3 separate regions of the Homo sapiens genome follow, and regions 2 and 3 are each linked to region 1. A link is an interaction called in ENCODE POLR2A ChIA-PET data of the cell type or tissue named here. Cell type or tissue: MCF 10A. All regions are shown on one strand. Links, peaks and the distances in the headings refer to the core of each region. The heading gives the core; the rest is flanking DNA. Region 1 has its middle 53 kb from the start of LINC01179. Region 2 holds the start of LINC01179 (long intergenic non-protein coding RNA 1179). Region 3 has its middle 100 kb from the start of LINC01179.

Region 1 (10,462 bases), core at 2,189-7,188:
CAGTGTAAACTGTACACAGAAATTGGGAAGTAGACACAACGTGAGAATGGACACCAGGAAGCCATTATTGCCACTTAAGAGAGGAGGACAATTGAATGCCACAAAGGATAAAATGTTTGTGAAACATAATGTTGCAAGTCAAAAGAAAATGCCAAGAATTGAACATACAAGAGTTTCTAGTCTCTGGACCAACTCCAAGCTCATTCTTCTGCATAACTGACATTTATGGAGACCAGATATGGTGCCACTGTGGTATATGTGAAATTAGTTCTGCCTACTTAGTTTCTGAACATATATGTGTATTACACATGTATATTTAGCCAAAGAAGGGCCGTATTTTGCCATGTTCTCCTCCAACATATTTTTCCAATAGCATAGGGGATGTCTAGAGGAAGTTGAGACGAGGCCAAGGTATGACAAATGAGAAGGGTCAGGCCAATATGGAGGTGGAGAAACATCATGGTTTTAGCACGTGTGGTTGATAACATTGTTTCTGCTTTACTTCTGTATTTTGAATGGGGATATTGTCAGGGAGACCAATGAAGCTGAACTGTATGAAATATAAAAAGTTACAGAAGAGAAACAGCTGCTCAAAGCTAAGTTTGCTTTCAGGACTTGTCATTTATGGAGATCGCAGGCTTTCAATCTAATGAAGAGTGAGAACAATTTGAAAAGTGAGTGAAATAAAACAATTAACAGAGCCACATGGGGCCAGGCATTATTGTTTAGGGAAGAATACTGTACTTGGGGCATAGCAATTCACAAAATAGTACCTACAACATTCCGGTCTTACATCTGTAGGTGTGTTTCTCATTTTTGTAGAACTGGTTTGAGCATAGGAAACTGATCAAACTTAAGAGAACATACAGGGGAGAACACTCATATTGACAGCTCACTTTAAATTCACCCACGATAACTGGCACTTAGAAACCATGGACAAATTAAACTGTGGATAAACTAAAGAATGTTTGTGATGTTTATAAGGAACTTCTGACGGCCAAGAATTTGTACAGGCTGTTTTCTCTGTAAAGAATACTTGTCCACACAACCTCAATCGCCTAACCCTTGGTTATTGTTCAGATGTTGCTACAGATATTTTCCCTAGAAAGCCTTCTACTACTCCAAGACTAGATTAGGTGTCCTGTGCTCCTGTATAGGGACTGTTACTGTACTTATAAGTCTTGTTAATTTCTTGAAGGCAAGAATGGTGTTTGGCCAGCTGCTGTAACCTTACACTTAGCACAGCTCTTCCTAATATGAAAGAGCTTCAGATTTGCTGGAGCCAAGAGTCAAGGGGAGGAGCTGGGAAAGAATTAAAGCTGTAAGAAGTCGTCAAATTATGAAAGATCTTAAACACCACGTTAAGGAGTTTGGTTATAGTTCAAACTTCTACTCAGTATAAAGTAGAGCTCATAAACATCCTAAAATGTAGTTATAATTTACATTGCTAACCAGTCACAGAAGAAGGAAAATCAAGTGATTCAAATATATTTTATGCTAGTTATCAGGAACCCACGGGGTACCATTTAATTCTGCTGATATTTCATCTTTCCAGCCACATACTTTGACATATTATGGGACAGGAACCAACTGTTGTTCTTACTTATAAAATGGATCCTTAGATTCTGGGAGATATGATTGTAGTACGGAAGAGAGCACTCGTTCTGCATGGCGTCCTGTGCTTTCGTTTTTGTTCTGCACTGCATGTTTCAGGAGCCCAAGGCAGGGGCTGCTATTTTTTTTTAAGGATTTCCTTGGCCTTGCCCATGTCAACACATTCATTTGATCTCATCCACCTGAATTTAGAGGCTAACTGAGAAGAAACCCTACCCCTCTGGAAGGAGTATCACACTTTATGTCCTCAGAAGATTGAAGAAATCATGACTGAGAAGCTCCCTGTTTTAGATCATCATGTGAGACTAATGATATGAGTGCCTTCTCAAAACTTAGACATATCTCCGTTTTAAAGAACAAAGCATTTGTCTGACTTCAAGTATTCTAATACATGATTGGTAAGGAGTATTGCTTTGATTTTATTTTCATAGGACCTGTAATCTGGCCTGGTGACTTTTGTAGGCAGGAAATTATAACCAGCCCTATGTTTTTTTTTTTTTTTTTTTGAGATGGAGCCTCACTCTGTCACCTAGGCTGGAGTGCAGTGGCACAATTTCGGCTCACTGCAACCTCCGTCTCCCAGCTTCAAGCGATTCTCCTGCCTCAGCCTCCTGAGTAGCTGGGATTACAGGCACACACCACCACGCCCGGCTAATTTTTGTATTTTTAGTAGAGACGGGGTTTCACCATGGTGGTCAGGCTGGTCTCGAACTCCTGACCTCGTGATCTGCCCGCCTTGGCCTCCTAAAGTGCTGGGATTACAGGCGTGAGCCACTGCGCCCGGCCAACCAGCCCTGTGATTTTTAAAGAGATATTCTCGTAAAGGCTCCTGCAACTGCGGCTTAGAACCATTGAATTACCTATAAGAGTGACATGCCCTTTAGGTGACAACCTAAAATAATAATAAAAGAATAATACAGTTGGTAGGAACAAGATCCAATATAGGGTAAGTGATACTGAACTCCTGCTGGCCTTGACACTCTGACGGGGCAAGAGGCCTGGAGGAAGCCCAGTTGGAAAGCCAGCCTTTACGGGTTCTTGGGCAAGAAAAGAACGCTGGAATGGCAAAGCCTGAATGAGTCATTTTACACACCACAGGAAATATTAGGAGGGATTAAATAAAGTCCCCCTCAAGTACAACCTGTAAAGTGACAGTTGAGATCACCTTGCCTATGGCAAGTGTAGAGCTTGCTCTTTATTCTTTGATAGTTTTCAAGAGATGAAATATCATTTACATAAAAAAATTTGATTATTGCATCTTGTAAAATGTAAAGGCTAAGTTGAGATTAACAAACATAGTATTTTGAAAAATATTAATTCATTAAGCCTGCCATTTTGGGCAAATTAATTTTGAGCTTTAGTTTTAAAATAACTTTAAAATTAACTTTAAAAGTATTTAAAGAGGAGGAAACATGAAGAATAGCAGTAAGTAACAAGATCTAGGATACATCTTATTAGTGAACTAACTTTTCCTCAACTTAAGGACCTTTGGAAAAAGAATTAATTCTTGAGCACCACTGTTACACATTATTTACAACCAATTCAGTAATGTGTTAAATTGAGATCTAATAGTAAAGGGAACAGATTTGTCGGCTTACAGGCTAAACTTACATCAAAGAAAGACTTTGACACTGGAATGGATTATGCCCATTGCATTTATTTCCTATGGCTGCCATAAGAAATTGCAATAACCATGGCTTAAAACAATAGGAACTTATTCTCTCTCAGTTCTGGAAGCCAGAAAGCCACTTTCCCTTTGAAAGCTGTAGGGAAGAGTCCTTCTTTGTTTCTTGCAGCTCTTGGTGGCTACTAGTGTTCTTTGGCTTGTGGCAGCATAACTCCAATCTCTTCCTCCCTCCTCATATGGCCTTCTTGATCTGTCTGTGTGTCCTTTTTCTGTTTCTTATAAAGACACTTCATCGGACTTGGGGCCCACTCTAATTTAGTATTATCTCATGTTAATCCTTAACTAATTACATCTGCAAAGACCCTATTTCCAAATAAGCTTACTTTCTGAAGTTCTCAATAGACAGAAGTTTTGGGGAGACATTATTCAACCCACTACAGTAATTACAAATTAAATCAATCAAAAGATAACTGAGAATCTTTTGGAGTGCTCTAGACTTTTAGTACTCTAGGTATCTGCTAAATAAACATTTATCCTAACATACTTAAAGGATCCTAGTGATTGGGGAAAAAAATTACAAAGTGTAAATATTAAAAACAAACATTTCCTAAAGTAATACACACCCCAGATCTCTAAAATTAGATCAGAATTTGTTTCTAAAGAAATCACGTACACATATTTTCCTTTCTATCTATTTTTTTGCTGAATCTTCACATAAATTTTTAATTTTAGGGAGAATTAGAAGCAGGCATTTGTAGCCTTTTCCTGTATTAAAATAAATACAATAAAAAGAGTTACCCAGTGGGAATTTTAGCTGCTTCTTATATCTATGTTGGACTACCTGAATGTTTTCAACACAATTATCAAAGTAGACAAGACTATTTGTACAGTTCATGTATACTATGTTTTATTCATTACTACAGTTTGATATCATGTCAACATTTTCTTATGTTGATATTTGAAAAAATATTTAGAAATCTTTATTGCTAATGTAATGTACAGTGTTCAAAGCCATAGGTTTGGTTTTCAAAGAGGACTGTTGGTAATTTCAGCATTGTCATTTGTCAGTGCCAGTCTGTCCCTGCCATTTGAACCTTTATTAGGTAAAGGATGCCTGATCTGAGGGTTTGCTTTTTCATTCATTTATAATTTTTATCTCTTCACTTACCTGTTGCTCACGCTTGTTTCCATTGAACTAGTACTGACCCGTATGGTCTTTAAAAAATTGATAATTGCTCAATTTAAAAAAAAGCAAAAAAAATTAAAAATTCTATTTTGATGAATATTGACAGTTTTTTTGTGTTTGGCAAGAATGTACATAAGGATGGATCATTATATTGTGTTTCTTAGATTGTCAGAATATTTCTCTTAGATCAGAATACAATATATTAATTATTCCTAAATGTTGACTTCCTCAGGCCTCTACCTAAAACAAATTTGTATAAAACCTTCAAAGTGCTTTGCTAACTATCCTTATATCTATGACTAGAAGGAGATGGTAAGCTCTCTGTCCTGCCTGGATTCTGGTGTCTGCACAGTGCTTAGCATCAGCAGAAAGTTATGCCAAGTGTGCCTTCTTTTAGTACTTGATGAATGAATAATTTCAGGACTACTGATTAGACACAGTATTTTAGACAGACAGTTCAAGATCTCTGATAGCAGCATCCAGATTCCTATCATCAGGGAACATCCACCACTTGAAGGGGATGTGTATCAGCTGCCTCTAATATATCTCAGGCATCAAAGGGTAGTGACAATTTTCAAATCTCTGAGAAAGGAAGCCTCTCAGTCAGTTTCCTAAATTGAAGCAGCAAGGAAAAAGCCAATTGCCTGCTCAGAGCCCTGTTTTAGGGGTATGGTTATTAGAATCTAGGTCTAGCTTGAGGACAATATTTTGGACTTTCAAAAAGAGCACCTAAAAATCTGGGTTGGGTGATTTCTGGCCACAGATGAACTTTCTCTTGACATTCTCTCTTGGGGGAAAGATCACTTGAGGGACATGCAGCTCACTCGTGCTACTGAGGCTTGTCAGGACAGCCCTCTTGTACTCACCAAAAACTCGAACATGACACACAGTCCTTGGTATTTCTAGAGGGTAGCAGATCATGTTGTTCCCTGGCTGCAGCCAGAACTTTTTACACATACTGGGGAGTCACGATGACTCTTAGATGCTAGCTATGTTTCTTGCAAATGGCAAAATCTTTGTCTTTTAAAGGTTGGGGCTTTGCTTGTCAGGGTATTGTTTGGAGGTAGAGGTGTGAGTGTGGGTGTGGCATGATGGGAGCCAGGGGCCAGGCAACTTGTCCCATAGCCATTACCAGAGAGGCTCTAGGAAGGTATATTTACAAGGTAAGGTACACTCCTAAAAGCCCTGGGCAGGCAATTAGAAGACCTATGGCAGCTACTGCCCTGATCCTTCTATTTAGTAGCTGTGATTTCTGACAAGTTATGCATAAACATTCTGGGTTTCAGGTTTCTGCTCTGAAAGTCAAGTATTTCTGCCCTGGGTTTCTTCTAGGCTTAAGAGATGGGTTCTGCATGTCTGATATTCTACATTTAGAATATTAAAGCACCTATGTTGCATCAAAAGAGATGGATTTGCCCACCTGGCAAGAAATGCTAATTATTTCTTAATGACAGGCTCTCTTGTGTAATAAAAATAGAAACAGGCCTTGTTCAAATTACATTCTCTTGGCAAGAGATTTGCTTGCCTGATCTCTGATAGCAGACTCCAGATCCTAATCATCAGAGACAATTCACCACTTGAAAAGGATCTGTTTCAGCTGCCTTTTTTTGCACCACTTGGCATCCTTTGACCTTCTCTGTCTATGGAGCTTTTGGCTGCTAGTTTTGTTCTAGCCACCACCATGGCAACCAGCTCTGTGTGGGTTTGTAGGACTTCACACAACCCGGTTAATATCGTCTGCTTGCTACCTGCTGAAGTTCAGCTGTTGCAGACCCATGGATGTACGGGACTAGTTTATATCCATTCGAGCACAGTATTTCATTCTGTTTTATTATCAGTGTATTAAAGGATTATAAGTAGCAATGACAAAACTGAATTCTCTAGACATCATGATGTTAAGCCATGGAGAAACAAACAGATTCTAACCTCACCATTTCTAATAGCATAGTATTTTTAGCTTTATTTAGTCACATGTTCCCTTGATTACAACATTTATTCATATATACTTAGAATAATGGCAGGGTCAGCAACCTGATTCCACTTTAAGTTTGTGTGCTTGAGGTTAATACTGTTATCTGTTATGTTATTAAAACTAATATAATAATTTTATTTAACTAGTTGTGTTCGTTAATGGTTCCTTTGGGCTTTGTATGCAGTTGGAGGAAGTTGGAATTGCTGAAGACAAGGCTTGGCAGTGACCCTCCCTTGAAGCAGGTTGGTGAACACAACCGTCATTGCCACAAGAGACAGCATCAACATGTAGATAAAGGACAAATACAAATCTAGAGAGAGAGAGAAATGATGATAGCAAGGGCACAGATATTTATGAAGAGACAGAAATGAAAATAATGTATTATATTGAAATAAACTTGTGCTTAACATCAAAAAATTAAAAATGATATGACAATTTTTTCTTTAATCGATATACTGTCTTAGGACAAGGACTATTGCTAAACTCATAAAACAGAGTAAATAAAAAATACCTAAAGACTTAGAAAAGACTAGATGAGGCTATCTGAGACCAGGTCCCTACCCACTCATGATTCAGCATAATTCAAGAAATACTTAATGAGCTTCCACTTTATGCTACATTATGTTATCTTAGGTAAAAAGGGAATGCAGATTAAAGAAATAATTTCACACCACAAAGAATTCACACACTGAAGATAAGACAAACACGAAAATATTTTAAATAGTAAGTCAAGTGTAGTAAGTGTCAAAAGAGGTACAAAAAAAAATTCTATTTAACTTCCAAGTAAATTAAATCACTTTTGGTGGGGGATCAAAAAAGACTTCATGATAGACAATTCACACACACTCACACACACACATATAAACACACACACACATAAATAATAATGGCCAATAAATATATGGAAACATATTTAACTTCAATAACAGTTGAAAGAATTTGAATTAAAATAAATGTATCAGGAAGAAGCAATAATTCTGCCTATGTCAGTGTTATATCTCTTTATAACTCCTTCTTAGTTCTTCTCTCTTAAAAGAAAAAAAGTGGCTAAACTTATTGGTCAAATCCAAAGAAACTGATTAGAATATATTGACAAGTAGGAAGAACAACTATAAAATAGCATATGATCTGCCAACTCCTGTAAAATTGTAATATTCTGCTCAGTAAGGTTTTCCTTTATCTGCCCACCTAAGAAAGTTTTTCATAACACTTTTGATTATTTTACCTTGAATTCCTTTGTCTATAACCTTGAGATGATAGGAAATTGAATTTTATATGAGGAGGCTTCAAAATATTCAAGGAAAATTGAATTAAAAAATAAAATAAAATTAAATTAAATTAAAATATGAACTTTGTTTCTCAACATAAGCTTCATCAAGTTAAAGAGCCATTTTCTCCATCCCTAAATAACTGAGTCCTGGGAATTTAACCATGTCAATGTAGTCATATATATATATATATACATATACATATATGAATGACTTCTACCTTTGTTTGTATGTATATATAAAAGTCTACAGCTCTGATTTCAGAGCTCAAAGACAAGGTTTTCTAAATAACCCAATATTTAGATTCAGAACTCAAAGACCAGGCTTTCTAAATAACCCAATATATTATTATTATTAACTGAAAAAAATGGGCACCTTTTACAGATATTTTAAAATTAAGAAAGAAAACAAAGGTAGAAAGAACCAAATCAGGATTGTAAGGTGGATGCTTAATGATTTCTTGTCAGAACTCTCATAGAAATAGATAGCATAAATGAAAAATAATCACAACTTCTGGAAATGAAGGACACACTTAGAGAAATGCAAAATACACTGGGAAGTCTTAGCAAAAGAATAAACAGATAGAAGAAAGAACTTCAGAGCTCAAAGACAAGGCTTTCTAAATAAACCAAATTTTTTATATATATATATATATACACACACACACACGTATATCATATATATACATGTACGTATATTTTATATATGTGTGTATATATACACACACACATATTATTAACTAAAAAAAATGGGCACCTTTTACAGATGTTTTAAGAAAACAAAGGTAGAAGGAGCCAAGCCAAATTAGGATTGTAAGGTGGATGCTTAAAGATTTGTCATCAGAACTCTCATCACATTGTCTTGGTGTGATGAGGGAATGAGCAGGAACAGTGTCATGGTGGAGAAAGACTCCTGGTGAAGTTTCCTGGGTATTTTTTTGCTAAAGCTTTGACTAACTTTCTCAAAACACTTTCATAATAAGCAAATGTTATTGTCTTTTGGCTCTCTGGAAAGTCAATAAGCAAAATACCTTGAGTATCTGAAAAGCTGTTGCCATTATCTTTGCTCCTGATTGATCTGTTTTTGGCTGGACAGGACCATTTTCACCTCTTGGTAGCCATTGCTTTGATTGTGCTTTGTCTTCAGGATCATACTGGTAAAGTCATGTGGCAATTAGTCATCTCCTGTTACAATTATTTGAGGAAATGCTTTAGTATGTTGATCCCACTTATTTAAAATTTCCATTGAAATGGCAGCTATTGTTGGCAGCTGATTCTGGGTGCAATGGTTTTGGCAACTGCTGATTGGAAAGTTTGCTCAAATTTAATTTTTTGGTCAGAATTGGGTAAGCTGAACAATTGAGATGCCTATAGTGTTGGGTATTGTTTGTGCTGTTAATTGTTGGTCTTCTTCAATTAGGGGACAAATAAGACTAATTTTTTCCTCCCAAATTTAATGTGGATGGTCTGGTGTTTCAGGCTTCATTTTCAATATTATCTTGTTCTATCTTAAAATGGGTCAATTTGTTGGAAATACCACTGGTAGATGGAAACTTCCAGCTGAACTTTGTAACAGTTTTTACCAAACATGAACTTTCCTTGACACAATCCAGGAGAGGCAGCGAACAGAGAGTGCAGATACAAGCACAGAAGCTGTGGCAGATGGGGAGGTATGAAACCTGAAAGCCCTGCTTGCTTTCTCAGTGGGGAGGCTCATAGCCTGGGGCATGTTCTCAGCCCTGTTCACTGGCTGCCTGGAAATAAACTTGGTGCTGTTGTGGAGGCATGGCGGGATTGAGACTGGCCTTTCTGGCTGTGTGGAAGCTGGGTGAGGCCTGTCACTGCTGGCTTTCCCCAACTTCCCTGGAGCCATGTACAACATAACAAAGGCAGCCATAATCCCCCTGGGAACATAACTCCATTGGCCTGAGAGCCACACCCTCATCCCCCACAGCAGCTGCAGCAAGCCCTGCACAAGGAGAGTCTGAGCTCAGACATGCCTAACCCTGCCCCCACCTTATGTTTTTTTCTACCCACCCTGGCAGCCAAAGACAAAGGACATAATCTGTTGAGAGTTCCATGGCACTGCCCACCATCTGAGAAACCCTAACACTTATCCAGGCAACCCTAGGGCAAGCTTATATCCACCCTACACTATGGCAGCTGATGCTGTCTTGAAAGCCCCACCTCCTGGCTGGAGGCCAACCAACAAAAAACAAGCACACTAAATAAAGCTACAACCAAGGACTCTCACAGAGTCCACTTCACTCCCCTGCTACCTCCAATGGAGCAGGTGCTGGTATATGTGGCTGAGAGACCTGATGATATCACAGGACTCTTTGCAGACATTCCCCAGTACCAGCCTGGAGCCCCATAGCTCTTCTGTATGGCTAGATCCAGAAGAGTGATAACAATCACTGCAGCTCGGCTCTCAGGAGGCCCCATCGCTAGGGGAAGGGGGAGAACACCACATCAAAGGAGCATCATGTGGAACAAAAGAATCTGAGCAGCAGTCCTTGAGTCCAGGATCTTCCCTCTGACATAGTCTACCCAAAAGAGAAGGAACCAAAAAAACAATTCTGGTAATATGACAAAACAAGGTTCTTTAATGTCCCCCGAAAGATCACACTAGCTCACCACTGATGGATCCAAACCAAGACAAAATCTCTGAACTGCCAGAAAAAGAATTCAGAAAGTCAATTATTAAGCTACTCAAGGAGGCACCAGAGAAAGGTGAATACCAACTTAAAGAAATAAAAAAAAGATACAGAATATGATTGGGAAAATCTCCAGAAA
Region 2 (10,462 bases), core at 3,633-8,632, 53 kb after region 1:
GCTGAGGAAAAATCAAAGCATCCATGTTTTATGTCTTAATTTCTAATTCATTTTTTCTTCAATTTCATTTCTATAGGAACGAACCTTTCTTCTTCTGTGACTCTGAAAAGCAATGTTTATTTCTAAAGTTTTCCAGGTTCCTTAGCCTTTTGTTCTGTTTGCTTGACAGTTTTACTCATTTGCCCTTTTAAAGAGTTTAGGGGGAGTGGGTGGAGAATGCCCCTCCCTGTCCCTAGATCTCCCAATGATCTGCACAACTTCCAATTCCTCTGTCACCTCTCCTCTCTCTTGCATTTCCTACAGCTCGTTCTTCTGAGCAACCCATGACCATGGTATGTGAAACTCACAAGTAATAACCAAATAAACACTAGGCACTTTTGCTATTATTAGCTCAATTTACGGTAATCAGAAAGGTTAGCTATTATATCTAGCATTTTATTTACTTTTTAATTCTCAGTGTTCTAAGAACTGTACAGATACCTTCTGGCAATAGGCAGGTTCAGAGATTCATAAATACTTGCTGTTTCTTGACCCTTATTGGGAATCCTAAACCCCATTTTGACTTCCAATTTTTAAAGGAAGATGAATTTTTTTATTTAGATGCACTAGGATATATTGTTTCAGCTGGCTAACATCTGGATGCTTTCTCAGCACATGCTGAAGCCGACATTTCTAGCACTGAGTAGTTTGTTCCAGGAACACGAAGAGCTCGTTATTTACCATTGTTATTTTCTTTGACTCTAGAGAAAAGTCAGTGCTACAAAAGTATAAACTCGAAGGGAAAAATGAATTAAAGCTGATAGAGTTCAAAATGTTGATATTCTGATTATTGTCTCCTGGATTCACCCTAAAATAATTTTTTCTTTTTTGGAAAAGCAGAAAAGAAAGATGAAGTTAGATTAATTTTATTTCTATTTAAATAGACCATATATATTCTAAATTTTCCATTTTTTAAAAACCTCTTGGAGTCATAGAATGCATCACTTGACCTTGAAGAGACCTTGGAGGTTATGGAGTTCTGCCTCCCACGCAGCTCAGAAACATCCTCTGCTCAATCTTTGGCAGGTGGTCCTTCAGGCTGTCTGCTTAATGGCCCCTATTTGCAGAATGCTCTCCCTGGACAAAAACCAGCCCTTCTTTGAGTTAGTTTGAAATTAGGTTATTAAACACCATTAATAAGATGAAAAAAAATGGGTGCAATTAATCATTCATCTGTTCATTCATTCACTTTTCCACCTGGTTCCAAAGGAGATTTAATGTACTTTATGCTGGAAGTGGTAAAGGATGGTGGGCTTTGGAGTCAGACAGACCTGGGCTTGATTCCTGACTCACAAACTTGTTTCATGACATTAAGATAGTTGGTTATATTTCTAGGCCAAATTTTCCTCATCTGTTAATGGAGATTTTAATAACAATACTGACTTCATTGAGTGATTGTGAGGATTGAATGCATGTTGGGAAATTAGTAAATAATTCATGTTAATCACTATTATGATTTAATAGTTTTTAATAACTTACTGTAGCAGAAAGAAAAAATGCCAGACTTTAACAATGTACAGGGTCTGTGCGTGGTGGCTCATGCCTGTAATCCCAGCATTTTGGGAGGACAAGGTGAGGGGATCACTTGAGGCCAAGAGTTTGAGACCACTCTGGACAACATAGCAGGACTCAGTCCCTACAAAAATAAAAAATTAACCGGGTGACTGGGTGTGGTGGCCTACACCGTCATCCTAGCTACTCTGGAGGCTGAGGCAAGAGGATCGCTTGAACACTGGAGTTTGAGGTTATAGTGTGCCATGGCTGCTTCACTGCACTCCAACGTGGTGGAGAGAACAAGACCCTGTCTCTAAAACAACAACAACAAAACACACACACAAAATATACAGAGATGGTAGCAAGATTCATTTGCTAATTTGGGTGCCATATTAATTTGTTCGTGCAAAGGAAATCTATGATGCTAGTCCACCTTTGGTGAGGAAGCAGATTTCAGAGAATGAGAATGCCCAGGAGCCGTGGCCTATAGGATAGGCAGGCATTACTGAAGGAAAGCCTGGAGCAGCAGGTTCGTGTAAGACGAAGAAACAACACAAAAGAGGCCAAGTAATTCCTTCCTCCTTACATTCCTTCACCTTTTGGATTTTATTAAAATACCCATTGATACTCATATTTCTACTGCAGTGAGGGAAAGAAAATGATAATCCCAGAATACTGGAGAACATGTGAATATTATAATTTATCATTGATATTATTATTATTACTATTATTTTGAAATGGAGCCTCCTCTGTCACCCAGGTTGGAGTGCAATGGCGCCATCTCAGCTCAGTGCAACCTCCACCTTCTGGGTTCAAGATATTCTCCCGCATCAGCCTCCCAAGTAGCTGGGATTACAGGAACCCGCCATTATGCTCGGCTAATTTTTGTATTTTTGTAGCAACGAGGTTTCACCATGTTGGCCAGGCTGGTCTTGAACTCCTGATCTCAGGTGATCCACCCACCTTGGCTCCCAAAGTGCTGGGATTATAGGCGTGAGCCACCACGCCCGGTCTAATTTATTTTTAGATATTATATATGATACAGAATAACAAAAATGAAACATAATTTAGCTATTCATTCAGCAAATATTTATTGAGCTCCTATCTGTTGTAGTTCCTGGAGATGCTCTGGAAAAGAAAAATAAAAGAAAGAAAATCTATTTTTCACAGAGTTTACATTCTAGCAAGAGAGTAACAGAAAATAAATAACTACGTCATAGGCAAGTAGTACGTGCAGTGTCAGGGGATAGTGATGAAGGACGGGACAGGACAGAGGTCTTTTTAATTAAGTGAGCAGAAACCTGAAAGTTGTAGGAGTGAGCTAGAGAAGATGAAGGGATGTGCATTCCAGGCAGAGGGAAAAGGAAGTCCACAAGCGCCAAGGTAGGATTCCATCAGAATGACTGGAGTGGGCACGAGGCTAGGAGTGTGGAGGAAAGGAGTTCAAAGGGGCAGCCTGGGGCAGCTGAGAAAGAAAAGGGAAAATAAGGCTAGGAACAGAAATTGAAGCAGAAAATGATGCATTGTATATGATGAAGAGACATTGGACTAAAGTCTGTGAGGCTTCTCTTAGGGAACTCTCATGACATAGTATCCAGATGTCAGATGAAGGTCAGGCCTGGGGTGCCATCAGTAAGAATGAAGACAAAGTAATGGATCAGAAACTATTCAGAAAAAGAATGAAGGGCTTGGAAAGTTGGACCTAGAGGATGAAGGAGAGGGCTAATCCAAAGACTATCCTAAAGTCTCAAGTCTTAGTGATTGGGAGAATTCTGTCATGATACCACTAACCAAGAGAAGAAAGCTAGGAATGCAACCAGAATATTGAGCATGAGCATGGATACGATTGGCATAAGCTGGTGGCAGCAATTCCTGGGGAAATTTCCAATTAAAATTTAGTCCTGTTATGTGGTGAAAAGGGAACACTTATACACTGCTGGTGGAAATGCAAATTAGTTTAACCTCTATGGAAAACAGCATGAGATTTCTTAAAGAACTAAAAGTAGATCTACTATTCAATCCAGCAACCACACTAGTGGATATCTACCCAAAGGGAAATAAGTCATTACATCAAAAAGACACCTACATGCATCTGTTTATTGCAGCACAATTTCAAAGATATGGAACCAATCTAAGTACCCATCAACCAACAAGTAGCTGAAGAAAATGAGGTATATATACTACATGGAATTCTACTCAGCCATTAAAAAAGAATGAAATAATGTCCTTTTCAGTAACTTGGGTGGAACTGGAGGCCATTATTCTAAGTGAAGTAACTCAGGAATGGAAAACCAAATACCATATGTTCTCACTTATAAGTGGGAGCTAAGTTAGGGGTATGTGGAGGCAGACAGAGCAATATAATGGACTTTGTAGACTCAGACAGTGGGCAGTGGGAGTGACGGATGAAAAACTACATATTAGGTCCAATGTGCACTACTCAGGTGATGGGCATACTAAAATCTCCGACTTCACCAATAAACAATTCATCCTTGTAATCAAAAACTACTTTTACCTCAAAAGCTATTGAAATAAAAAATATATTTAAAAAAGTTAGGGTACCTATTCAAAGATCCTGGCAATGAAAGGAGAGAAGGCACATGGTACCGAGACAAGACAGTAACATCACACTTCTCAGGTTGGGGTGGATGCAGTAGAGGGTCATGAAAAGGACTCAGAGGTGCTATTAGAGGTGGATAAATGTATGGCTGGGCGCAGTGGCTCATGCCTGTAATCCCTACACTTTGGAAGGCTGAGGTGGTTGGATCACTTGAGGTCAGGAGTTCAAGACTATCCTATCCAACATGGTGAAACCCCATCTCTACTAGAAATACAAAAAATTAGCCGGGTGTGGTGGTACAGGCCTGTAGTCCCAGCTACTCCAGAGGCTGAGGTATGAGAATCACTTGAACCTAGGAGTCGGACATTGCAGTGAGCTGAAATCGCACCCTGGGCTGGGTGACAGAGCAAGACTCTAACTAAAAAATAAAAATAAAAATGTAAGTGCAAGGCCTTTTGGAATTTGGCAAAGAATAAAATCTAGAATTCTGTAATGTGAATGGGTGGCTTAATCATCTTAAATAAGGTCAATTTTGCTAAGAGGACCTAGGTTTTTTTAGATGAGTTCATTATTTTGAATAGTTGACAAATATTAATCCAAAACCACAAATTCCTTTGTGTTTAATTTCAGGAGCTCAGGGAAGTAGAAATAGTATTTGTTGGTAATCGGCTATATTTCCATAAATATGAGTCAGAGAACAAATAATCTTATAAAACCAAACTAAAAGGTAGAGGTGGTGAAAGGACTGGAGTAATATAGAGAAGATAAAGGAGATGACAGGCTACACAAGGCTCTGTGAGTTTCTGAGATCCAACTTCTTTTATTTCTTTGCTCAACAAATACTTGTTAATCATGTTATGATGTAACGGTCACTGTGCAGGGTTTTAAAGATTCGGAGAAAAAGTAGAGAAATGTGGCCCTGCTCTCATGAAGCTTCAGTCTAAAGAGGAGAGCAGATATTAAACAAATAATTACACAATTAAGACTGAATATGTTAGCACGTGGAGAAGTAGAGCGTGAAAAAGGCAATCCCTACATTCAGTTTCACAACCTTTCTACGTAATGGTGAGAGTGAGTTCCTCATGTACATTATCTGAGATTGTAATTTTTTTTTAAAGGAAGTTACCAACCCCATCAGTGTTTTACACTTATGGTAACTATATACATCATCATTCAAACCAGTTCACTGGTGTTAATCATTATGCCAGATAATGGCACAAAACAGGACCAAAACTCACTCTTTTTAAAGGGGCAATGAGGAGAGGACTCAAAGCAAATAAAATAATGACAGAGACAACGATACATTTGTTCAGGAAGTAAACAGTATTTTTCCTATGATGAGGTAAATAAATCAAGGAGGAAAGGAAAGAACTATTTAGAGAAGTCCAGTAGAATGTAATTAAGACTAATAGCATGAACCTAAACAGAGGAAAAATTGAGCTAAGTAAAGTACCAGCAACAATTTTCTAACAGCTAAGACAGATTATAAAAATCCTCTCAAGGGAAGGCACTTCAGCTAATGTGAACTGAAATATTAAAAATTAAAATGGAGAACATCCATGATACATATACTAGAAGAACTACGCCTTCACCATTAAAAGATAATTGAACAAAGACATTTTTTCTAGCTCTAATTCTTAATATTCTTGAAAACTTTCAAAGTTTTCATTTTTTTTTTCTTAAGGCAAAAAGCCCTTCTTTGTGACTGTAGTATCTAATCTCACTTGAGGTACTTAAAATCCCAAGACCAAACATTGGCACAGCTCAGATCATATCCTGGTTTTAATCTGTTCACTTAGTTTCTGTCTTAAAAACAACAACAACAACAACAACAACAAAGTCCATGGCTGAAAGGTCCAAGAGTTCTTTCCTAAAAGTTTCATTTACAAAAGACGCAATTTAAATGAACGTCTTCATTGGGCACCACAGAGGGCCAATCCAAGATACCCTATCTCCAAGTGTCTACTTTAAAAAGGCAAGGGAAACTGGCTCTGTCTGGGATAGGAAAGTGGGCAAGGCAGAATTCTAGTTTCTATAAATATTATATGATTCTTTTAATTTGGAAAGAATCAAAATTCATTTGGCCTAAAATATTTGGATACGTGTCTCAATTACTCTGTTAGTGTAAGCCCGACCTCCTCTCTGCTAGCAGAAAGAATTGGCAGACAAAATACATGCTGGTGACTCAGTGTGAGGTGTTCTCTCCTCCTTGGGGGGACGAAGCGGGAGCAGAGAACACTGAAGCCAGAGGCACTGACTTAAAATGGAGCATCTGATCCTTAAAGATCCCCTGGTATTTGTTGTCAGAGATGTCAGCTGGATTTCAGTTCAGATAATTACATTTTGCTTGTCTAATGCCCCTAGCAATTTCCAGTGGGATCTTCATTTCCCATCAGAAATTGCTCTGCATGTGATGCTGTGCTTCATTAAACAACTGCCGTGTGCTAGCTCACAGGTGGTGTTTGTTTCAGTGGTCACTGAAGTAATCTCTCCGCAGGCCCATGCCAGCCATACTGCCCAGACTTGAATTCTCTCCAGAGAAGTTTCTCATCCAAGATCCCCAGTAAAGAAAGTAAGTCAATCTTTAAGAAAGGGGAGTTTAGAAATGAATGACTACAGAGCGGGTTTCAAGAGGGTGTGTTTTAAGAGGCTGAATTTCGACATGTCTCTTCAATATGTACTCCAGTGGACCAATTTAATCTGGGCTGTCTAAGTTTTCTCCTTTTTACAGGGATCTTAGGATCGATTAGTCCTGATAGAAAAAGTGAAATGATGGTAAGGTCTATGGCAATTAACTTTCATTTCAAGGATTTGGGAGAACTTGGATAATTAAACTGTCAGGGAATCCTTACACATGTTTTCTTTGTTTTACATTTTCTCAAAATAGCCTCAGCTAAAACATTTAATTTGATGGGAATTAAGGTGGAGAATCCAGATACAAACTACCCCAAGAAAGCACTGTACTGAACCAAAGGCTGATAGCACACCTCAGGACTCTTTTATTGTTCTTGTAAATGCGTTTTAACTATAAAGTTTTCCATGGGCGTGTCATAATCCAACCACAGAAAAATTTATAATTAAAAAAATAAAAATTACTTTCATATTCTTTAACACAAGTAGGATGAGTTCTTTATAGGGGATATAGAGTGAGAAACCCCACTGTTGTGATGGACACAATATATTGTTCAACTACGTTAAAATGCCAATTTTTTATAAATTAAAATTACAGAGAAGATATTAGTTGTGATTGTCAAAAAGATGGAACATTACAATTTTGTGATTTCACCTATTTTTAGAAATATAATAAATATAGTAAAGAGGGAAAAATCTGGTAAATTATGGAGTTTATTTCTGTACTGGTTCATACAGATGTATTATCCTGTCATGATTTTAATAATAGTACTGTGGTGTATATGGAAGACAAGCCTGTAATCATTGGTAATTTGTGTTGTCTTGTTGTAATATGAATATTGACAATTAAAGTAAGTTCATATTATATTGAATATTTAAAATATCAAATGATTATATATATTTTTATTGAATACACCAGTACATCAGTTGTTTTTACACAGGAGAAATCCTTCTTTCTTCTCATTTGCCAGGGACTACTGAAGGAAAAAGGAAAGAAAATAGAGCTTCTTTCATCTTTATTCTGGGGTTTTCTGCAATTTTTTTAAAGAGAAAGGTAATGCATGTATTCAACTACATGTCTAGCTAAAAATACACTCTAATATAAAGTTTTAGAAGAGAAAAAAGAAACATACATTATTTATCTGTTTTATGAACTGAAAGAAAAAAATCAGAAAATAGTAGCAGTAACATGTTCTCTTATCAGCTACCCAAATCCCCACCACCGATCTCTATTTTTATGCTTTCCAGACAACTTTAGAAGAAAAGTTAAAGTCGGTATTTCCAACTTGTTGCTGATATGATGAAGCTCTTTAGTGAAAAACCAAAATCCTACTGTCTGAGAAAAGCATCACATCAGCAATGTCATAGGTCAGTCTCTCGGAATAAGTTATCACTTTGACACTTGTGATTTAACCACCATGCGAGTTATCTGACACAATTTTTCACCATAGGGTGATGTCTTTTCTGGAATATCTTTCACATTTCTAAACTCTTATCATCCAGTTTTGCTTATTCTTTAGTACATTTATCTCCTTTTAGTGCTAGAGAACCGTTAAGATGGCTTATATGGATACAGAAAATAAGACAAGATTAAATGAAAACCAAATTACATGAATAAAGAAAATGGGCTCACAGAATGAGAATAGGAACAAAATCATGAAGTTAGGAATATGCTGCTAGGTAAATGCTTAAGGGTTCTTCCCTGCTGAAAGGGGGTCATGAATTTCATTTACACTTTTAGTAAGCAATATAAGGGTAAAAGGAATCATTTGCTCAGGAGAAGCCCAATAATTCTTGGTACTGAAACTGACAGTGGCCTCTCCCAGGAGTCCTCATCGAGGGGAAACTGCGATTTAATGAGTAATATCCTTGTAGCAGCCTTACATTTTATGGAGAGAGTGTGGTCCAGTTTAGGAGCTACCTAGTTAGGCCTACATTTGAACAGGCTCTGTACTTTCATCACTGGCTATGTGACCTCAGGAAATTAACTTATGAAGTCCCAGGTTGAGCATTTGTAAAGTGTGTCCACCTCATATGAGGTGAGGATTAAATGAGACAAGGCACATGAAATGCCCAGCAAAACCACTGGTACCTGGTGAGTGCTCGATAAATGTTAGCTTTTACTAATCTGTGGTTACTTGGGGAGTGCAAAGGCACTTCAGTGTTAGCTCAAATAACTATGCATACAGAAGTAATTTGATGTGAAAACAAATAATATGAAGCATTGCGAAGTCTTGAATGTATATATTTGAGCTTACCCACGTGTGTGCACACATACAGAATGTTGATTTTTGTCTATTCCTTGGCCCTCTATTATATATATAGTAACTTTAACCTAGGCATCTAGTGTATGTTGAAGAAAGTTTAGCATTTATGTTTTACCAACTCCCAGGTTGGGTATAAGAACAAAAATTTGCAAAATAGGTGCCTTTTTCAAGTGCTGAGAATGGACTTGAGTTCCTAGAGTCAGCAAAGATGTGGATTAGGAGATAATTCAGACCAGCTAAGTAGACAATAAATGAATCCTATTATTGTTTTTTTTCCCCTTTCTACAAATCATTTCCTCATTTTAAGTAAAGAAGGAAATAGAAGGCTGAGAACTTTGGCTGGACATGGTTTTTTCAAAGCATTTCTCACAAGTGAGAAAAGGAACCGGGGTTGCCAGCTTCTGTAGGAAGAACTCAGTATCCACCACACAGAGATGAAAGAGGCACATTTTCCTAAGTATTTTTCTGTGATTGGAGTTTCAAAGAGTGATGAATTTGAAAGGTCAGCAGTTGATGCTTGTTTTTTAGTGTAGTTCTGGCTGGGAAATGGTATGATCAGAGAATGGAACTCTGACAAGTGAATTCTAAGTCTTCCACAGAAAGAACTTCAATAGTAGCAAAAAATTTGGGCAGACGAGATGGTAGATCCACTAATTTTACTGAACAATCAATTTGGTATGCCAAAATCTGCCGATCCGTTTTTGGTTTTAAGTCCTGAAACAGTATAACATGAGAAATTTTGTTAATATTTGTTTTGTTTTGTTTTCTTAGAGCATGAAGTAGCATAAAGATTATTCTGTATATTTCTCTTCTCTTTATCTTGCCTATGCCAGAAGTTTTACTGGACATGTTATTTACTTTAGGCATTTCCTTTAGGCCTTCTTTGCACAGTTTTAATAGTTTTTTGCTTTAAGAGGCTCCTATCCTGATTTCCTTCCTTTTGTATAAAGAGGAGAACATGATACCGTGAAAAAACCACTGTCTTATGTTAGGGGACCTTAGGTTCTTATTCTAGCTGTGCCTCTAGCTGCTGGTATGATATTGTTCTCTTCAAATAACTTGTCTTTGATTGTTTCACATTTCTGCTTCTAGACCAACTTAGTGGTTATGCTTCTTAAAGTTTCTTTTTTTCAAATCGGCAGAAACATTTTTTGAAGTAAAAATTTTCCTCAGAAGCCCAATATGTAAATTAGATGAAAGCCAAATCCCCTTGTTGAAATGAGATGTCTTACTGTTCTGAGAGCTTCTCCATCCCTAAGCTCTGGCAATAACCTAGGGCAATAACCCCCTAGGGCAGTTTCTCAAAGCATAGTCCATGGAACACTTGTGGCCCCCGATGATCTATGGGTGGTTCATAGGTGTTTTAGTCATTTTAGACTGAAATGTTTTCTCACATACATTTCTTAAATTTGAAGTATAAGAACAATAATGATTTTTTGCAGAAATGTCTTTATGTTCTGAATAATTATGT
Region 3 (10,462 bases), core at 2,058-7,057, 50 kb before region 1:
GATAACACTTTAGTGAAACCTACTTATTGACAAGCCAAAGAGCTTCCAATTGAGTTTTAGCATCTCACTATGAAATGTAAATTGTGAATAGTCAATGACACCAGGAATCTGAGGAGAGGCTCTTATTGGAAAGCTGGGAATCAGAACAATCAGAAAGATGAGCCTTAAGAAAAAGAAAGATAATGCAAGTAGCAGAATGAAACTAAAAGTGAAAGCAAAAAAAAAAGTGATTTTTAAAGCGATAAAAGAAGATATTGCATTCATCAATGCAATGAATAGAAAGTCTGAAAGCAAAAATTGAGAAAATCTTCTATAATGTAGACTATAAAGGCAAGGAGTTGAAAAACAGGAGGAGGAAGATAAGAGTATTAGAGAATGAGCCTATAAGGCTGAATGTTTAAATGGGAGCACTTTCAAATGAAAGAATGAACACAATGGAAAGGAGGAAATTATCAAAGAAATACTATAAGAAAACTTCCTAGAACTGAAGAACATGTTTTTCATTTTGAAATGGTCTGTGGAGTGCCGTTTCAAAAAGACCCACACAGGGTGACATCTTCGTAAAGTTTTAAAATCCTGGGGAAAAAAGAATGTTGTAAAAAGCTTTCATAGAACAAGGGAGAGAGAGAGAGAGAGATTGAGAGAGAGAGAGAGAGAGAGAGAGAGATACAGAAAAGAAAAATATGAAACCTCAGAAGTCAGAATGTTATTGAACTTCTCAATAGCAATATTGAAAGCTCACAAATCATGAGATGTGTTTTACATGGTAGAAAATCAGTAGATGATGTCAGGAATAGAAAAGATAATAAAATAGCATCAGAAACATAGAAATAGTGCAAAAACAGAACAATTAAATGATTTTCAGGTGGTCACCTGAGTGGTCTCAGAGGTAGGAAAGGAGAAGGCAGCTCAGAATTGTCTTGTTTTCTTACAACATTATTCAAATTATAGTTATTTATTGTTTTGCTAAATATCAAAATATAAAAAAAGAAAAATTTCTTTCCAAATTGGTTTCTTTTAAAAAATATCTTACTAAGTTTAATTTTAAAATTAAATTTCAATTTAAACTATTTTAAATGAAATAAATGGACATATTTACAATATTTTCTCCCATATATCTCCTTATTAATCAAACATTACACCATCCATCCAACCATCTATTAAAATGCTGCAAAATTATTACATAATAATACAGATAACTTAAAAACTATTGATTTCAAAAATCACTCTTTTTCTCAAAAATCACTTCTTTTTCTTTTAGGGCATTATAACATAGAGGTTGGGTGAGAACACTGGACTCAGATCGGCTAGGTGAGATTCTCACTGAGTTACACATTCGCTGTGCGACTTGAGCAAGCTACCTCATCTCCTATACTTTTGTTTCTTCATTGGTAAAGATTTGAAAGGTACTTAATTCATACAGTTTTTATAGCACATTGAGTTAATAAATGTAAAGCTTTAGAATACTACCAGGTATGTTGTAAGCTCTCTCATAAATGCAAGTTTTGATTGTTATTAGCAGGCTACTTTTTAATTCAAGCTTAATAGTGATTTCTGTCTTCATGAAACATAGGTATATATTTAAAGTAGCAATGCTAATCACACATACTCACACAAACATACACGCAACTCTGAAATGTATTTATTAGAAACATACTGTAATTTTCTTGGCATAAATAATCTTTGCTTAGGTAATACAGATGTCCAAACTTTTCGCTTTTACGATGTAATTTTAATAGTGTTTGCATCACTGGCAGGATTCTTTATGCCCCATTACAAATCTTCTTAGTTTTGCTTTGGGGTCTAATGTTAAAATATTTGAAATAGTCTGGCATCCTTTTGCTTTAAGAACCATTTTCTTTTTATGCCAAGATTCAAAACGAAGGTGTAAAGATATCTGTTTTTCTCAGTGCTTTTCTGTCCTTTCTGGCTAGAAAGCCGGTTTCCAACTTTAGGCTCTGAATAAAACCTATTATGGTTATCTCATATGTCTTTTCAATCAACAATAATTCATTTATTGCTTGTTGTTTGTAAGCAATTTTATTGTGCATGAGAAATATAAAGACTGAGCTGATGGTCTAACAGAAGAGAGACAAATACATCAAATTATAAGCAATTATAGATCTGCCGTAAAGGGACTGTGCTTCAATGTTAGTTGAAAAGTTAGACAGAAATGAGATAGACGTCTAGTTCTCTAATGCCAATTTATAGTTATGTCAAAGAAAAAAGCACTTATACAAGATCTTATCTTAAGATGGAGGATTTAAAAAATGTTTAGTATTTTGCAAAACTTTAGAATGACTGGATTTTGGAAAATTGGAAAATCTTGTGCATGTGGGTGGGGGTTGGGGGTGGGCAGAGGAAGGCAATATCCTGGAGCCTGCCAATAATGCATTGCTTTAGAAACTGAATTTCAGTTTAACCAAGGTTTCCTTATTTGCTGTCCAGTGGGATGTAACACACCAAAGAATTAAAAAGACGCATTTCTCCAATGGAGCCCGGGGGGATGTGCATCAGGATAATGCCAAAACAAGGCTCCAGAGTGGGTGTAGATGGCAGTTGACTTTATTTTATTTATTTTTTTAAGACACAGTTTCACTCTGTCGCCCAGGCTGGAGTGATGTGATCTTGGCTCACTGCAACCTCCACCTCCCGGGTTTCAAGCGATTCTCCTGCCTCAGCCTCCCGAGTGGCTGGGATTACAGGTGCCTACCACCACTTCTGGCTAATTTTTTGTATTTTTTTAGTAGAAGTGGGGTTTTACCATGTTGGCTAGGCTGCTCTCAAACTCTTGACCTCAAGTGATCCGTCCGCCTCGGCCTCCCAAAATGCTGGGATTATAGGCGTGAGCCACCGTGGCTGGCCGGCAGTTAATTTTAGCCATGAACATTCAGACTAAATCCAAATTATAACAGTTATACATACTGTTCCCTCTGCTATATAATTGACCATTATAATTAGTGGACATTTTTCAACCCTATTTGAGAAACTTGGGCATATCAGGCTCAAAACACAGTCTTTTAGGCTCTAGGCATGGCATGGGCCTTTTTCCTGACATTTTCACCCTTACAGTCCTCTTTATCTTGTAGTCGAGTTAGACACCATTTCCTTTAAATAGCCTTTACTAACTTATCTGTCTCTTAACCATAACTCCCATAGCACCTTTTACTTACCTCTGTTAGGACACTTGATACACTCTCTTTTAGTTTCTTTTTTACCTTGCTAGTGTGCTCTCTCCAGACTCATTTAAGTCAGTACCATTTAAGTCAGACATTTGGAGACATTTGAGAAACACTGTTATTACTAAATAACAAAGGACCTGTTTGTCATACAATAGTTTGCCTACTAGGCTCTACGATAGTTTTCTTGAAGGAGATTATTGTCATAAGCTCTATATATGCATTTTCAACTTACAGATTGTGTTAGTTTAATAAATATTCAGAATCTTCCCATTTTCTTCTTTCTTTACTATCTCATCACATATCTTGTAAAAGATATGCTGCCTTTACTGAAGCTGTGAGAAGACAAAAAATCAACTGTCAACCCTGACAAATTGGAGACATGCTTATAAAGAAAAAATTATTGGTCAGCAACATTTAGGTGTTGTTTGGACTTCCACTTTCTGAGTTGGTTATGTTTAGTACTCTTAAATAGACATGATGAATTACCGTAAAGTGATGGTTGCGAGTCCAGGCACAAACCTCAAGGGGCCACACATTTGGTAGATATGGCAGGTCTTCTTTTCCCTGACTCACAACCAGCACAAGGCAATCATGCTGACATCAGTTATAACGGCTTTGCAACTGATTTCCCCCAATTCTTAAAGCTCATTTAGAGCCCATAAGTTTGTGTGTGTGTGTGTGTGTGTGTGTGTGTGTGTGTCTCAATGGTCCTTGGTGAGTTGTCTATGAATGTGCCTGGACATTTGCAGCCTCTGAGTCATGTCTGAAGACCCAGGAACGTCTGACTGTAATGCCCAAGCAGCAAGAAGTAAATGCAGCAATTTACCCCTGGAGTTTTATTAGCCATCTGACTAACCTACTGTTTTTCCTAGAACAGTCTGCTGTGCATGTTGAAACAAGGCAATGATTAAAAATATGACTAATTAAGTTTTGGTGGAAAGTGCTCACGATGTTCTGTTCAAAAAGTGAAATGACTCAAAGCTGACTTTTTCGTGTGGATAAAATCAATGACATTGCCCTAATCATGTGCTGAACCAGAGGTAGACTCACAGCCAGGGCTTTATCAAGCTGTTAAGAAGTGAAGCCTGGAATTAGTGACAGCAGCCTGAGCTATGATTAGCTTCAAGATGACGTGTTTCACAAACTCTTGTTCCAAAACAGGGTGACATTATTTATGGGTATTTGTAACAGTGAAATTTTAAGAGCACAGGAAAAATTATTAACGGCTATTGTCCAAGTTAATGTAATGCAAACCCACTGCACATAAACTAGCTTTAACAAGCTTGTGCAGCTCACATTTAATTAAGGAAATGAGAAATACAAGTGTGGAAGGGGATGGTCAGTTTTTCTTGCTTGGGAGTCTTAAAGGCAATAAACAATTTTAGAACTGTCGAAAACACAAGAATTGACTTTCCTTTGAATTCTCTATAATTAATACATGTAACTGTTCAATTTTTTGCTGCATTAAAATGTATTTTGAAAAATGATTGTTGCCTTTTTTTTTTTATTATACTTTAAGTGATAGGGTACATGACCCAGCCATCCCATTGCTGGGTATATACCCAAAGGACATTTATTTTTCTAAGAAAAAAACCATTAAAATAACTGATCTTTCCCACTTAATTTTGTTCCTCGCTGTATGTCATAAGCTTCTAAAAGTCAATGCCATTTACTTTGTAAAAGTACCATTTTACTTTATCCAATCTTATTCTTCTATCTTTTGTATAATGAAGTGTGGTATAACATAAGCACTTTATCCATTATTTAATAAGCAGTTACTAAACACCTACTACAGGTCAGCCTGATGATAAGTAATAGATATTTACTGCTCAACACAACATAGTGCCTGACTAAATGAGCCTGGAAGGAGCATCCAGGTGAGGTAAAGAGGCAAGGGAAAGAAGGTTCAGGAAATGTCCTCATAGAGCCCAGTAGAGTGTGTGGGGAGACGTGTTGGGGGATGGAAGAGTCAGAAAAGGCTCTTTGAAGGAAGTGATGTCTGACTTGAGACCAGCAGGTTAAGAGGACAATGAGGGTGAAGCTTTCATGGGACAGGAACAGCCATACAACATCCGAGGCCCAAGCCATTGTTTTGAGCCAAGCGAGCCCCACATTGAAGATTGTGTGACATGAGACTGGAGAGGTGATCCGTTGGACTTCTTTTCACAGACAATAGAGAAGTTAATATTGATGTGCTACAAAGGAAAGTATTGCTCAACAGGCTCATTTGATTTAGCCACGGTTACTTTTAAATTATTCAGATTATTTGAATGTGTATTTGAAGTACTCAAAGGTTTTTATTCACATTAGGTAAGATGGAATTTTTAGTCATGGTAAAATTAATTTTTTCTTGATCACATAAATTATTTTTTCTGCTTCAACCTCCAGATAAGCCCCTTGAATGAATCTCAGCACTCTCGTAAGAGTGTAGTGTGGCCAAGACATAGGGCATGCTAGTAGTGGAGGAGACTGGTCATGAGGATCAGGATGGAGAGTTAGACAGGGCACAAATAATGGAAGCTGCTACTCTGAGGAGATCAGACTTTACCCACAAGGGATGTGACACTGGTTTTTGTTGTTGTTGTTTTAGAAAGATAACCCCAATAGCAGTTGGAGAATGAGAAGACGGGGAAAAGCTGGTGGTAGGGCAAAAGTACAGGAGGTTGTTAGGCCTGAGCTCTGAGGAGAGACCACAAATAAGGACACAGAAAGGTAAATGGAGAAGAACAGGAAGAATACAGGGCATAAAAGGGAGCTAGAACTGAACATGTGAGTTGAGCAAAAGAAATATATCAAGGAAAACTCTTGGGTTTTGGCTTCGGAGACAAGATGAACAGCAAAGTCACTGAGGCTGGAAATAAAGAGGATCATAGTTGGAACAAAGATATCCGTTCAGTTTTGGACAGTGTTTGAGATACCAGGACAGGTCTGCCCTAGAAGTGGATATGCAAGTGTGTCATTGAATGAGAGAGGGAATTTGAGGAGGCAGATTGCGTATGCAGAAGCAAGGATAGTATTGCGGTACACGTGAATGCTGAGGCCCTAGAAAGTCAGTGTAAAACACTCCTCTTTCCCTGCAAAGTTTGTAACCAGTGTGGAACTAGACACAAGAGTCAGACAAAGTTGGAAACATTACTTTTTCTACTGGTAAAGCTAAATGGAAAACATGGCTGTATTTCTTTTTTTTTCCTTTTTGAACTTCTAAAATGACTTGAAAATGGCTCTATTTCTGAGGCTAAAAGATAATATTAGCCTTTTACCCAGTAATTAGACATATTTATTTGCCCCTGGCTTAGAGGGAGAGTGAATCAGAGCATAAGCTGTTGGCATACATGCCATTTAGAAAAAAAGAGGTTCTCTCTTCCAAGCTTGCCAATGAAATAAACCACTCTTCCCTCCCTGGGGAGAGAAACTAGAAGCGTTGCTCTAAGTGAAGTGCCTTCACATGGAAACATGAGGCCAGAATCAATAGTCTTCCAATAGCCTACATTTGAAAGGAGGGCAAAGGAAAAGAACGCAGAGCAGCAACTTGATGATGATGATATAGACTGTGATGAAAGTTGCTAACATACTGAACACTTACCATGTGCCAGGTATGTTTGCCAGTCCTTTACAGTCATGGGCCTCTTTAATCCTCACAGCAAGCATGAACTATAGGTAGGGAAATGGAAGCACATGAAGTGGCAGAAGCAGGATTTGAATACAAGTGGTGTGGTTCAGAAACTGGTCTCTTGAGAAATAATATTCAGAGAAGCAGGAGAAGAATAACAAAGAAGAGCAAGGTGACATGAGACTGAGAAAGGAGGGAGTCACCCGGTCAACACAAAGCACAAATAAGGATATAACTACAGATCTCTAGCTCCGTGCTGTGACTTAATATATTGTTGACACTATGAGTCACAAAGTATAAAGGAAAAAGAAAAGCAGTTGTTTACCCCAACATTTTAACACGGAGACCAAATTAATGGAAATTATTTTAATTAATAATTAATTGAATTAATTCATAGAAAATTAAGGTAAACATCTTAAGATCATGAATCAATCAAATTTCTCTATGTTTTAGTTTTTTATTATTAAGGTTTAAGTACAGTGGCTTTTTATTGTGTAGATATAGCCTTTAACACTCAATTAATTTAACATAAGGTGTGTTAAATAGACTGAATGAGCAAAAAACAAAATTATTAGTTGCCTACAAAGACCAAATTAATTATGTAACCTTAATATTTCCATTGCACTTTGCACAACCAATGTGAGTTGAGCCTTAGATATCAAGAGTTTGGGATTTGGGTATTGCCCTTGCCTTAAAGAAGCTGGAAACCATCATTCTCAGCAAACTATTGCAAGGACCAAAAACCAAACACCGCATGTTCTCACTCATAGGTGGGAATTGAACAATGAGAACACTTGGACACAGGAAGGGGAACATCACATACTGGGGCCTGTCGTGGGGTGGGGGAAGGGGGAGGGATAGCATTAGGAGATATACCTAATGTAAATGACGAGTTAATGGGTGCAGCACACCAACATGGCACATGTATACATATGTAACAAACCTGCACGTTGTGCACATGTACCGTAGAACTTAAAGTATAATAGAAAAAAAAAAGAATTAAATTAAACTTTCTAACTCCACTCCTTCCAAAATGGGGCTAAAACATATATATTCTACACATAGTATCCTACAGTGATAGTTAGAAAACACTATCAATCATGAATCTTTGAACTTGGATTGGAGGCTCTCTGAGTTTCATTTTTACTATCATTGTCAACTACAGATGCCAGGAAAAACACCATCACAGAAACTAGGTTTCTTGGATCTTTCTGCTGTGAAAAATGGGAAATCAGTCAGACATCCCTATTGCTTTTGTGAAATATCTGTTTCGAGGAACCCTGCAGCTTAAATTACATGACTTCAGTGCAAGACAGAGAATCTTCACATTGAAATGTGTGCTAGAGCAAACATATTTAAACCTTTTGACTTATTGAAAAACACAGCTCCAAATGGTACTCCATGAGGTAATATTTTCCTTAATTGCAAAGCACCATATACAGCTCTTTGGGGTGCTGCACCTGGGCCATCTGTCTGCAGTTTCCTCGGCTATTCTCAGTTGGAAATATCAAGATGGTATATATCTCCTTAATTGTGTCTTGACAAACAAATTAAGAATACCACAGCAGGCTGTTGTCTCCCAGAACAAGCAAAAATGGTTTTGTAAGCATTTGTAATTTACAGCATCCTATGTCTCTGAAGATCTTTGGTACAAATAACTGTAAATTTTGAAATTTCTTACCTGCCAGATTTTAATTCAGAAACAGTAGGTGCTTCTGACTGTATAGAAAACTAGCAATAGTATACAATCTATGTTTTCAAAAATGTATTTGAAAAAGTGCTGATGGTAGTAAAATCTGGCAACAAAACCAAAGTTACAAACTGCTTGTTCACTTGTTTTATGTGGTTTCTGCCACTGTGTGCTGCCAAGTAAACACAACAGAGCACTCAGCTTTTATTAGATACATTTGATTTGCCATTAATTGTATGGTATCATTAAGCATTCACTCACTAGACAATACAATCCAATACAATCCAAAATGCAATAGTCCTCATGAACAAGCAATAGTGTTTGACCATATGTACATTTACAAAACTACATTGTTTCTGAATATGAAGACACCCTAAGAGATAGCAACGTCAAATCTTAAATGATTCACTGTAAGCAAAATGCTAATTATCATTATGATAATGATGAGCTTGATTCTGGCTCTTAAGCCTGGGAGAATATTCATATGCACATACATCTCTCTCCTCCACCACTTCCACAGATCACATAAGTTGGTCCATAGGCAGAGTTTCTGGAGAGAAAAGCCAGAAGTACAGAGCTTTGTCCATCTCTCAAGCTCTTCAGTCAAATAAGCCACACTTCTTACCATGGAGGAGAATAAGGAGGAGCTGGAGAGAAACTGGAACAATTGCTCTAGGTGAAGTACATTTTCATAGAAAAATGAGACCAGAACAAGTGATTTCCCTGAAATAACCAACATTTCAGAGCAAGGCAGAGGAAGACAAGACAGAGCAAGATGATGATGATGATGATGATGATGGTGATGATAATGATGATATGTTCTGTAGGTAACTCTGTCCAAATGGAGGAGCAACCAGGACTTTTTCTTAGTGTCTCCATCCTCCCCTTTGTGGGCCCAACCCTATCTTGGTAATTGATGTAGGGCAATTTCCTCTCAAATCTTCTGATATGAGATTCACAAACCCATTTAAGAGTCTCTATCTATTCTTTGAAATTTTAATCCTGAATTGGAGGAAGGGAACAGGCTCTGTACTAATGTCTCAATCCTTTCTAGCTCCTCCCCAGCATCTTTCCCTATCCAAGAAGGGCTTTTTCTCCTCCCAGCTGGGTGGTGAAATTCTATTTTGTCCTATCTGGCACTCTACCGTGTGCTCTCATTATCTTTTATAGTCTCTATGTTCTAGTTCTTCACCTTGGCTCCTTAGGCTACATCAATTCTTTCATTTCAGACAGAACAAAGATGGAATCTCCCAAGTGAAAGTCTGTTTCTGAGTTGGGCTTTTAGAGCTTGTTTTGTAACTTTAAAGATGAACATTTCTCTTTTGGTTCTGGGTTCTGTCCTCCTCTTAAAGGATGGATGACCCAGCCCTATTGAGAGACTAGGTATTAGCAAGAATTACCAGGTATGAAATCATCAGGTGATATTTCACAGTGTATGGCTGATAGAACCATGTGAAAAACAATATCTCCTTCTTCCCATCCCCTATATAGAAAACATTGACTCTTACTTCCTGGATCACATCATTGCATCGCTGCTTTCTCCAAGCTCTGACCCCTACTCTAGTTCCCACAAAGCATGCAGTGCATAGTGCTTGGTAATACATATATATAGAACTATGGAGCTGCAGGAAGAATAGATTTCCTTGTCCACAGTAGGACAAGGGGATACATCTGCAGATGATACATCCCAAGACCCCCAGTGGATGCCTGAAAACACAGATAGTACTGAACCCCACTATATATTAATACTATGTTTTTTCCTATACATACATACCTATGATAAAGCTTAATCTATAAATTAAGAAGAGTTAAAAATTAGCAACAATAATTAATAATAAAATAAAAATAATTATAACAACATATTGTAATAAAAGTTATGTGAATGTGGTCCCTTGCTCTCTCTCCCTCCCAAAATACTACAATAGCTTTCTACTGCAGTTGACTGTGGTTAACTGTGGGTAACTGACGCCACAGTAAGCA

Evidence for each region. ChIA-PET counts read pairs that join two places held together with the same protein. Peaks named below come from ENCODE experiments on the same cell type or tissue, not always from the same donor. Only the 100,000 strongest peaks of a DNase experiment are listed, where the experiment ranks them.
Region 2: POLR2A ChIA-PET joins it to region 1 with 13 read pairs; 2 of 35 experiments call an interaction of 5 or more read pairs at or near these places.
Region 3: POLR2A ChIA-PET joins it to region 1 with 22 read pairs; 2 of 35 experiments call an interaction of 5 or more read pairs at or near these places.

Annotation. Positions count from the first base shown.
Region 1 is chr4:165,626,082-165,636,543 of GRCh38, forward strand. No RefSeq gene overlaps it. Among named protein-coding and RNA genes, the nearest start is that of LINC01179, 53 kb to the right of the region's middle. In MCF 10A, for the core only: no CTCF peak of the experiment used is centred there; no DNase peak of the experiment used is centred there.
Region 2 is chr4:165,678,089-165,688,550 of GRCh38, forward strand. LINC01179 (long intergenic non-protein coding RNA 1179) reads left to right here and starts at 6,551. Exons shown (of 6, transcript NR_121676.1): 1 at 6,551-6,665; 2 at 7,696-7,778. In MCF 10A, for the core only: no CTCF peak of the experiment used is centred there; DNase peaks (open chromatin) are centred at 6,303 and 6,593.
Region 3 is chr4:165,576,535-165,586,996 of GRCh38, forward strand. No RefSeq gene overlaps it. Among named protein-coding and RNA genes, the nearest start is that of LINC01179, 100 kb to the right of the region's middle. In MCF 10A, for the core only: no CTCF peak of the experiment used is centred there; a DNase peak (open chromatin) is centred at 3,997.